Regions from separate parts of the Homo sapiens genome. Here region 2 is linked to region 1. Evidence: read pairs that join two places in POLR2A ChIA-PET (ENCODE). Cell type or tissue: CD4-positive, alpha-beta T cell. All regions are shown on one strand. Each heading gives the region's core, and the rest is flanking DNA. Links, peaks and the distances in the headings are about the cores only.

Evidence for each region. Peaks named below come from ENCODE experiments on the same cell type or tissue, not always from the same donor. Only the 100,000 strongest peaks of a DNase experiment are listed, where the experiment ranks them.
Region 2: POLR2A ChIA-PET joins it to region 1 with 6 read pairs; 5 of 35 experiments call an interaction of 5 or more read pairs at or near these places.

What each region holds. Positions count from the first base shown.
Region 1 is chr11:65,500,216-65,505,581 of GRCh38, reverse strand. It overlaps MALAT1 (metastasis associated lung adenocarcinoma transcript 1), which reads right to left. Exons shown (of 1, transcript NR_002819.5): 1 at 1-5,366. It also overlaps TALAM1. Among named protein-coding and RNA genes, the nearest start is that of MALAT1, 3.9 kb to the right of the region's middle. RefSeq lists an enhancer at 5,014-5,143. In CD4-positive, alpha-beta T cell, for the core only: no CTCF peak of the experiment used is centred there; DNase peaks (open chromatin) are centred at 2,901, 4,781 and 4,911; H3K4me3 peaks cover 5,000 bases; H3K27ac peaks cover 2,018 bases.
Region 2 is chr11:64,756,126-64,761,480 of GRCh38, reverse strand. PYGM (glycogen phosphorylase, muscle associated) reads left to right here and starts at 1,507. Exons shown (of 20, transcript NM_005609.4): 1 at 1,507-1,825; 2 at 2,777-2,878; 3 at 2,966-3,044; 4 at 3,132-3,235; 5 at 3,571-3,702. The coding sequence starts at 1,583. RefSeq lists enhancers at 690-1,392, 1,393-2,097, 2,098-2,801, 2,802-3,506. In CD4-positive, alpha-beta T cell, for the core only: no CTCF peak of the experiment used is centred there; DNase peaks (open chromatin) are centred at 880, 1,330, 1,840, 2,120 and 3 weaker places; H3K27ac peaks cover 646 bases.

The sequences.
Region 1 (5,366 bases), core at 103-5,102:
ATCAAAAGGCACGGGGTGGCGATGTGGCAGAGAAGTTGCTTGTGGGGAGACCTTGCTTTTAACAGGCTTCTGGAAAAGCTAGGGAAAAGTGGTTGCCCGCTTTCCCCCTTTCCCTCCCCTTCAAGCACCGCTTGAGATTTGGGCTTTATTATTAAGAGCTGCTATAAAAACAGCTTGCTTAAATGTTAAGAGAAGCCCAGGGGTACTTCAAGCATTCCTTCGGATGCTTCACTCCAGAAAGAGGGAGTTGAGGCAAGTCCTCATTACTAATAAAAATCAGGTGAGGCTGACACTTCTCTTGACCTTAGGATAATAGCGCTTTGTTGTCTCTCCTGCCACAGGAAGGCTCCATGGTTGTCCTACTTTAAGCCTTCGGTGCCTTTAGTGAGGGGTACCTGAAAAATCTTAAAAAAAGGCTTAGCGCCCACCTCACCCCTCCACCCCCACGCCAACACAGTTTGCTCACATGCCAGTTACTCCAGCATAAAGCTGAAATCTATTCAATACTATTGTCCCATAACTGATCTGACTTTGTATGTAAATACAGAAAAAGCTTGTTCACCTGTTTTCCTCATTTTGTCCACTGGTGAATTCAACTGGAAGCTCCTTCTATAGTCTGAAGAATACCATCTGAAAGAACTAGTGGTTCCCAATCCCCACATTTAAAATGGAATGTTTGGTTTATTTAAAGTAAATAGGCTATTTTTTCTTACTGGGTCTGGCTTCTCTGGCCCTTCGCATACGTGTGTCTGCTGAGTGTTCCTGCATGTAAGAATTAAGACCAAGGGAGGGGAGAGAGAAACCCACACATAAACAATGCACTAAAGATCACTGAACTGTTTAAACATTTCCACTTGCCAGTTTAATTTCTTGAAGACTGTTGCTTGTTTGGAATGTTTCTTGTCACTGATTTTAAGGTTGCATCTGGAAAAGACTAAAGGCTTCAGTCCCCTCCCACCACCAGAAATGAACAAAAAGCATTTTACCTAAAAATACACCAGCAAAATGTACTCAGCTTCAATCACAAATACGACTGCTTAAAACTGCAGAAATTTCCTCAACACTCAGCCTTTATCACTCAGCTGGATTTTTTCCTTCAACAATCACTACTCCAAGCATTGGGGAACACAACTTTTAATCATACTCCAGTCGTTTCACAATGCATTCTAATAGCAGCGGGATCAGAACAGTACTGCATTTACTTGCCAACAGAACAGACAGACCTGAAGTCAAGACAACTGCATTCTCTGTGAAGTCTGTAAAAAAAAAAAAAGCTACAACAAGTAAGCCCCACCCCCTCCTCCCATCCCTCCAAATTCCAGGAAAAAAATTTTGAGTATGCTGATAAACTCACTGCAAGGTCTCATACACTCACTAGAACAGAAGGAAGAGCCAAGCACTCATATGCAATTCAAAATCCTGAATGGCTTCATGAAGGATGAAATGCCTCTGCAAAGGAAAATTCTTTAAAACCCCACAGGCACCCCCTCCCTTCCCTATATAAGGTCAATAGTGTAAAACATTGCCTACCACTCTAAGATTGTAAGCATTTAAAGTTAACATGCAAACTTTGGAAATGTGAAAAAGTATTACTCTAATCACTGTCAATTTATAGACCCCTGACTTTCTGGAAATAAAATGTGTAATTACCTTTTACTCTGATCATAATCTCCCACCTGTCTAAGAGGTTATTTATTCCTTATTTAGAGGGCCTCTATTGCCATGTGCCTGGAATTATTATATGCTCATCACTTTATGAAGAATAAAATTTGTCTTTCCTGCCTTAAAGTTACATTCGTTCTTCCGCTCAAATCCTGATCTGGTCCATTAAAGAGTGTTCGCAGACAAAGTTTCTGAAAGATTAGAGAAGAATCCCCCCCAAGATTGCCCCAACACTGAACTACAGACAAACACTATTTTATTTAAATAAGGAGACAGCTTTCTAAAAGTATACATTCTCTAATAAAAATAGTTTATTATTTTGAATGATTTAATGGTTTTCTACACAATTTACATCACAACATGTAAATTTTAGCAGTAACATCTGATTCTAACAGCACATCATGCTATTCCTTTCATAGAGCCTTCAGAGATTCAATGCTAAACAAATTTCCTTAGTTGGCATCAAGGCACTGATCACTTTAGAGGCTTTTAAGAAATTATTTAAAGATGCAAATGCCTCTGAGTGAAGTGTACTATCCCATCACTGAAGCCCACAGGAACAAGTCCTACAATTTTAAAAAGGCTCGATGGAAAAATTTCTCAATCCTGAAATCCCCTAGGGAAGGGGTCAGGAGAAAGTGCCATGGTTGATATTTAAGAACTCCACAGCTCTTAAAAATAAGCACTTATCCCTAACATGCAATACTGCAGATGCAAGTTAAACTTATCTGTTAACAGCTGCCTGCTGTTTTCTGCTCCCAGATGAAATGAAGCAACTCTTCTGATAACGAAGAGATACCTGTCTGAGGCAAACGAAACATTGGCACACAGCACAGCCTCCTCAATCCACTTGATCCCAACTCATCTCTCATTTATTTCGGCTTCTTTTATTCCAGGATTAATGTAGTGTAACATTTTCATTTCTTTTCGCTTTTATTCTGCTTTTGTAAAAGCAGTATTTTGAGATGGACATTGCCTCTTCATTGTATTTCTCATCAATTCATTATTTTTGTGGTTATAGCTTGACAAGCAATTAACTTTAAAATGGTAGATTCCGTAACTTTAAATTGGTAGCTTTCATTTGCTTAAAATTTTTTGGCATATGCAGATAATGTTCTCATCAGTAGTAAGAATCTCAGGGTTATGCTTATTCCCCAATGGAGGTATGACATATAATCTTTTCTGCCTTTACTTATCAATTCACCAAGGAGCTGTTTTCTCTGCATCTAGGCCATCATACTGCCAGGCTGGTTATGACTCAGAAGATGTTATCTGAAAAAAGTCTATAGAAAAAAAAAAAGTTTCCCCTCCCTCATCAACAAAAGCCCACCCTCTAAGAGACATTCAAGCTGAACTATCACAATTCTTAATCAGTTACAATTTACAAACAGATAAGTTTAAAATAAACAATTTACAAAATTTTTGAAGCATACCTTAACATCTTGTTTTGCAGTTAAACAATGGAAAAGTATTTCTCCTACACTAAAAAAAAACTTGCTTACACACAACTGAAAATAGAATCTTACTTGATAATACAAAAGCTACCATCAGAAGAAATCCCTTCAGGATCATTAAGCCACTTCCTTTGCTCTGCAGTTTCTATAGTAGTTTTAAATTATTATTAAATCACCTGAAAAAAATTCCAAAAGAGAACCACACACTACCATATCCAAACAACTTTTGCATTTCCCATAATTGTAGTTAATGTCAGCCCAGTAGGCCAGACCAACCCCCAGTTCAATACTTTCCTTCCCCAAAAGCTCTATACTTTGAAGGAAAACAGATACAGTATCAAATTATGACACTTTCCTTGCCCAAATTAATGCACTGGTACACCCAGTGGCTCATATTTAACTTCCCCCAGCTTCCCAATTCAAACTGGGGGGAAAAAAACTAAATCATTGGGAGTTACTTGCCAACTTGGAAGTTGATATTTCTTTACTTTTTCCATTCTAAGACTTTAAGTTCTCTGGCATGAGTTTATCTGCAATCATAAACTAAACAATTACCTAAACCCACCCCACCAATCCCAACCGTAACAGGCCACTGCCAACTAATTGCCAATATTTGCCCCTCCCCTTTAATAAAACTTTTAAGAAGTCACATTATTGGAAAACTTAACTTCAACATTTGGCCTACTCAAGCTCTTCTGAAGTTCTCCTGAGATGACTGAATATGAACCAAAGCTGCACTGTGCTGTACTTTTCAGCTTCAACTGGGAATACTCTTCCAAGGATAAAAGCAGCTCCAGTCCCTGAAGGTGTTCGTGCCAACAGCACAGCGGTACACTCCTTCTCTAACCCAGTTTGTCAATAGTACTATAGCATCTGTGGAAAATCTTAGAAAAAAACATTTTCTCCCCCACCCTCTCTCTTCCCTGTTAAGACCATCCCAAAATGCTTCAAGTAAAAAATAACAAGTTTAAGGGGTTAAGCACTTTTAAAGTCTGATTAAGGGGGTGGGGGGAAAAAAGAGTAACTACCAGCCATTTCTCCAATGGACATCTCTTCCACAGACCTCAACGTGAGAACTGCTCTAGTTTCTATAAACTGTAAACCTGTGGTGGTCTGATTATCCTGATATTGGATTTTCTTGTTTTCTGTTACACCTTGAGTCATTTGCCTTTAGGATTCTAGACAGACCTAAGGGAAAAAGAACTGAAAACATATTTTGCCCCCACCCCCACAAAAAAAAATACTGAAAACTCCCCCCCGCCTCAGTTACACATCCAAACTCTACATTTACAAAACGAATTCAGGGTGAGGAAGTAAAAACAGGTCATCTATTCACAAAACTGAAATACTTCATTACCCCAACTAAACATACAAACTGCTTACAGATTTGCTGAAATTGTCTCAATTTGGCTATCAAATTCATTTGGTTTTCCTCAAATTCGTGTAAAAAAAAAAAACCCACAAACTTGCCATCTACTATTTCTCCAGGACTTGGCAGTCTGCCCTCAAAAGCTTCAGACAAGATTCATGAGTATAAGCCTGAAAAAGAGAAACCTACAACACCCGGAAATCGGCCTACGTCCCCATATAAATCCCTTTACACCTCAGTACGAAACTCCCCCATTATATTAGAAAATAAATAAAAGGTTACCATAAGTAAGTTCCAGAAAAACAACATATTGCCGACCTCACGGATTTTTACCAACCACTCGCTTTCCCTGTGGCCTTGGCACACTGGCATGCTGGTCTAGGATCCTCTACGCACAACGCCTGCTCGCCTCCTCCGTGTGGTTGCCAAGCCAAGCCGCCTGCTACCTTCATCACCAAATTGCACTCGCTCCTTCCTGGAATCCTTTTTCCTAGCTTCACCACCAAATCGTTAGCGCTCCTTCCTTCTTCCTAGCTTCCTTCACCAAATCGCACTGGCTCCTGGACTCTTTTCCTATCTTCACCACGAACTGCTGCTTGCTCGCTTGCTCCTCAGTCCTAGCTTCATCAAACACTGGTTCCTGGAATCCTGTCTGCTGCTGTCTTCCTAGATTCACTGAATCCACTTCTGTGTAGCACCTGGGTCAGCTGTCAATTAATGCTAGTCCTCAGGATTTAAAAAATAATCTTAACTCAAAGTCCAATGCAAAAACATTAAGTTGGTAATTACTCTTGATCTTGAATTACTTCCGTTACGAAAGTCCTTCACATTTTTCAAACTAAGCTACTATATTTAAGGCCTTCCAAATTCTTCTAACTCTT
Region 2 (5,355 bases), core at 356-5,355, 740 kb after region 1:
TACTAAAAATACAAAACTTAGCTGGGCATGGTGGTGGGTGCCTGTAATCCCAGCTACTCAGGAGGCTGAGGCAGAATTGCTTGAGCCCAGGAGGCGGAGGTTGCAGTGAGCTGAGATCATGCCATTGCACTCTAGCCTGGGCGACAAGAATGAAACTCTACCTCAAAAAAAAAAAAAAAAAAGTTCTCAGAAACAGCTTGGCTTTCTCCGAACCAGGCTCTCAATAGTATCCTGCAGCTGTCCAGGCTTTTGACCTGCTTCCTTGGCCTTCAGAACAGAACACCCAGCTCTTCCCCTCCACCGGCCCACCACCCGGGAGGCCCAAACAGCCTTTGAACTAGCACAAGGTCCTGGTTCCTTTCTCTTAAAGAACAGCAGGATCCGAAGCCTGCCCTCACAAGATGAGGAGGCAGCAGCTGAGAGGCAGGGATTTTTTTTTTTCTCATTGGAGAGTCTAAATTTGGTGAAGGAATCCAAAGCTCAGAAAGGTAAAGCAACCAGCTTGAGGTCACACAGCAAGTCAGTGCTGGGGCCAGAACACAGCAGTGAATGGGAGGATAGCCAAAGCCTCCAGGGAAGGGCTCAAAGCTGTGGGGCTATGCACACAAATGGGGTGAGGTCCTCGAGGTACAGATTAGGCACCCATTTTATAGGCCAGGTCACAGAGCTGGTTTACAAAATCCTGCTCAGAGTGTGGCCCCAGGTGGCAGGAAGAAGTGAAAGAAGGCCTCTAATCACTTCCTAAGCAGTGGAATCACAGGGAGAACTTACTGTCATTAAACCAGTATGATGATGGAGTGGGGAATGCCTCAGTTTCTCCCACCGCCGAGGGCCTATAGGACTACAGTTCCCAGGGCCCCGTGCTGCAGGCTAGCGGCCTCCCGCCAATGCTGGCCAGTAACCTGAGCATCCCTCTCCAAAAGGTCACTTCAGGGCTCCTTGAGGGACAGCAACAGGGGGAGCCTAGAGCTGCTCAGCTTCGGTGGGGGTGGAGTGAGGGCTGTGGCCCTGCCTCACACAACCTCCCTCACACCACCCCTGCAATGCAGGGTCGTGGGCCCCTTTCTCAAAGACATCCAGTGGCCTCTGCTAGTTGCACCTCTTCCGTCAGGGGACACTGACTTGGCTCCTGCACCACAGCCTGCAGGGGGTCCTGGTTCCTTTTGCCACAACACATGGCCTCCCATCCTGGTTCAGCCACTGACAGACAGCTCCCCAATCCAGCACTCTGCCTGCTCCTTCTTGTATCCAACCCTCCAAAAGGCAGGGACAAGGGACAGAAGACCATGTGCAAGGCCTGGAGGAAGTGGGTCAGCACAGGCCTGTGAACAAGCCAGGCCAGTCTTGGCGGCCCAAGTGGAGCTCACCTCTCCCTCCCCTCTCCTCTCCTCCCCTTGCCCTCAAAATAGCTCCCTGAGCTGCCAGGCCAAGACCCTCCCATTGCAGGGGAGGCGGGGCGTGCTGCCCAGAGCCAGGCTTTAAATCCCCTTGAGGCTGGGGAGCTCCACTCCTTGGCTGGAGGCAGTGCTGAGGCCGCCGTCCCCTCTACCATCAGTCCAGTCCGGCCCGCCCTCCTGCAGCCATGTCCCGGCCCCTGTCAGACCAAGAGAAAAGAAAGCAAATCAGTGTGCGTGGCCTGGCCGGCGTGGAGAACGTGACTGAGCTGAAAAAGAACTTCAACCGGCACCTGCATTTCACACTCGTAAAGGACCGCAATGTGGCCACCCCACGAGACTACTACTTTGCTCTGGCCCATACCGTGCGCGACCACCTCGTGGGGCGCTGGATCCGCACGCAGCAGCACTACTATGAGAAGGACCCCAAGGTGCTGCTGGGGAGCCTGGGGTGGGGGTATGGGCTGAAGGCGCTGCCAGGGAGCTGGCGATCTTGACTTAAGTGGCTGCCCCTCGTCACTCTAGGTTCTTGGGGGTGGAGAATCCAGGGGTGCCAGGCACAAGGGGTGCTGGGACAATCTGAGGGAGAAACCTGGGGCAGGAGTGGGGGTCAGGGAGCTCAGAGCAGGTGGGCTGGCTGCAAAGGGTCAGTGCCCACTCGGAGAAGGTTGGAGTGGGTGCTGGTGGGCAGGACGGCGCCTGTGGCCTGGCTGGGCCCAGGTGGAAGGACACATCAGTTGCTGCATGTATGCGCGGTGTGCCTGTGCAGCAGGCGGGGCTGGGGCAGCTGGGGCGGCAGAGATCAAGTGTCCGGTGGGGTCACTGGTAAATGTCAGCAACCTGACACGCCTCGGTGGGGAGTGGGGGAGGGGCGGGCAGACGGCCCAGGAGGGGACCCAGGAAACTGGGAGACCAGGCACTGGCAGCATCCTAGTTTCTGGTGCCTCTGGGTCTCCTTGGGATTGAGGCTTGAGGGCCAAGGGGAACTGGACAGTGCAAGGATGGGAGGTGACAGTCTCTAGCCCAGTCTCTAGCCACTGTGTGACCTTGAGCAAATGACTTTTTTCTCTGGGGGTGTGTGCAGGGGGAAGGGGTGCCCATTCTCCCGAGTACCTCAGTCCCTGAAGTGGGTATGGCCAGCGCTATTTCCCAGATGAGGAGACTGAGGCCAAAGAGAGTGATTTGTCCAAAGTCAGAGGAATGCTGGGACCAGAACCTTAACCGCTGGGCCCCAAAGCCTGAGACAGGGAGAAACAAATTGGGGACAGGGATGGGACTGCTGAGCAGGGCAGGCGGGCCAGAGGTCCAGGCGTGGCTGGGCCTGGCTGAGTGTTGGTGTGTGGCCCTGACCCCATTCCCTGCCCATCCGTCTCTCTGGGCAGAGGATCTACTACCTGTCTTTAGAGTTCTATATGGGACGGACGCTACAGAACACCATGGTGAACCTGGCCTTAGAGAATGCCTGTGACGAGGCCACCTACCAGGTGTGTGTGGGGTGGGGCAAGCCGTGGGGACTGGGGGATTCCACTGCTGACACTTGACCCTGACCACTGTCACCCTCACTCCTCCAGCTGGGCCTGGACATGGAGGAGCTGGAGGAAATTGAGGAGGATGCGGGGCTGGGCAACGGGGGCCTGGGCCGGCTGGCAGGTAAGAAGACAGGGCCGTGAGGGTGGAGTGGGCCGATGGGGTCCTCCTTGCTGGGTCCCTGACAGCCACCTCCCTGCACACCCCCAGCCTGCTTTCTTGACTCCATGGCAACACTGGGCCTGGCCGCCTATGGCTACGGGATTCGCTATGAGTTTGGGATTTTTAACCAGAAGATCTCCGGGGGCTGGCAGGTGAGCAGCCTTGGCTCTAACTTGTGGGGTCTAGTCAGGATGGGGAAGACCCCCACTTGTTTATCATCTCTGGCAAGGTCCGAAACAGCCCCGCAAGCTCTGTGGAAAGCATCCTTGCTGCTCCCCACCCCCCGACCCAAAGCCAGCTGGTGCCCCTGAAACAGGTGGTCCGTGTCCCACTCGATAGCCCAGCAGACCAGGGGCCCACCTCAGAGCTCCTGACTTATACTTGGTGTAGGGTACACCGGCCCACGGCCCCCACCCTGCCCCACCGTGCACTGTGAGTGCCTGTACTGATACTGCTGGCCTTTCTCCCTGACCTGCCTTGGGTGCAGATGGAGGAGGCCGATGACTGGCTTCGCTACGGCAACCCCTGGGAGAAGGCCCGGCCCGAGTTCACGCTACCTGTGCACTTCTACGGCCATGTGGAGCACACCAGCCAGGGTGCCAAGTGGGTGGACACACAGGTGAGGATGAAGCTGGGGGTCAGGGGAGCCCAGAGAAGGGGAGGGAAGAGAAGGAAGCCCAGAGAGGAAGCAGGACCCAGTGTATTTTACACCTGAGGATGCTGAGGCTCAGAGAGGTTAAGTGACTTACTCAAAGTCACACAGCTGAAGCCAGGAGAGACTGGAGACAGGGACACAGGGGAGCCAGCCTAAGTGCAGAGTCTGGAAGGGGAGAGAGGCTGCCCTGCTCCCCCAGTGTCTCCCCATGACCTGGCTCCACTCCACACCATGAGATTTATCAAAGGACCATCTTGGCGACTTGAGTCTGCCCTGAACATCTCGACAGCAGCAGCCCAGAAAGGGGGACAGGAGAAAACTGGAGCCTTCCGAAAGGAATTCACTCATCACACAGCAAGTTAGAGGGATCCTAAAACCAAACCAAATCTAGACACAGTGGCTCATGCCCGTAATCCCAGCACTTTAGAAGGCCGAGGTGACAGTATGGCTTGAGTTCAGGATTTCAAGACCAGCCTGGGCAACATAGAGAGACCCTGTCTCTACAAAAAATAAAAAAAATAGACTGGGGCAGTGGGTCATACCTGTAATCCCAGCACTTTGGGAGGCCAAGGTGAGCAGATTGCTTGAGCTCAGGAGTTCGAGACCAGCCTGGACAAGAGGGCGAAACCCCGTCTACAAAAAATACAAAAATTAGCCAGGCGTGATGGTGTGCGCCTGTAGTCCCAGCTACTCGGGTGGCTGAAGTGGGAGAACTGCTTGAGCCCAGGAGCCTGGGTGACAGAGCCAGACCTCGTCTCAAAAAAAAAATTTAAAAAATTAGCCAGGGTGCTGGTGCATGCCTGTAGTCCCAGCTACTCTGAGGCTTCAGTGGGAGGATCACTTGAGTCCAGGATTTAAAGGCTGCAGTGAGCTATGATTGTACAACTGCACTCCAGCCAGCCTGTGTGACAGAGTGAGACTGTTTCAAAAAGCAAAAAGACCAAAAACTGAAAACCTTAAAACCAAACCAGGTGTACAAATCCCAGTTTAGGCCGGGCGTGGTGACTTACACCTGTAATCTCAGCACTTTGGGAGGCCAAGGCAGGTGGATCACCTGAGGTCAGGAGTTCAAGACTAGCCTGACCAATATGGTGAAACCCAGTCTCTACTAAAAACACAAAAACATTAGCCGGGCATGGTGGCACGTGCCTGTAATCCCAGCCACTCAGGAGGCTGAAGCCAGAGAATCGCTTGAATCCAGGAGGTGGAGGTTACAGTGAGCCAAGATAGTGCCACTGCACTCCAGCCTGGGTAACAGAGTGAGGTCCCATCTCAAAAACAAACAAACAAAAAACAAATCCCAGTTCAGGCAATCTTCCTGCTGAAGCTTCAGGTCATCAGCCCCCAGATGGGCTGCAGATAAACCACTAGGCTTTCAGAACTGAGCATTTGTTTGTTGTCCTCCAGGTTAAGATGCAGTGGGGGCTGCTGGCAGTCCATGCCAGGTGCACGTGGCAACTGGCACAAGTGGCTGTGGCTGGAAGGCAGGAGACCTGGCTCCCTCTGGTGCTGCCAGCCTGGCTGTGTGCTCGGGGATGGGTCCCTTCCCTCTCTCTGTGTCAACTCCCACCCTGCACCAATCAGGGTGACTGAATGTGGGGAGGGAGGGCGATGCCC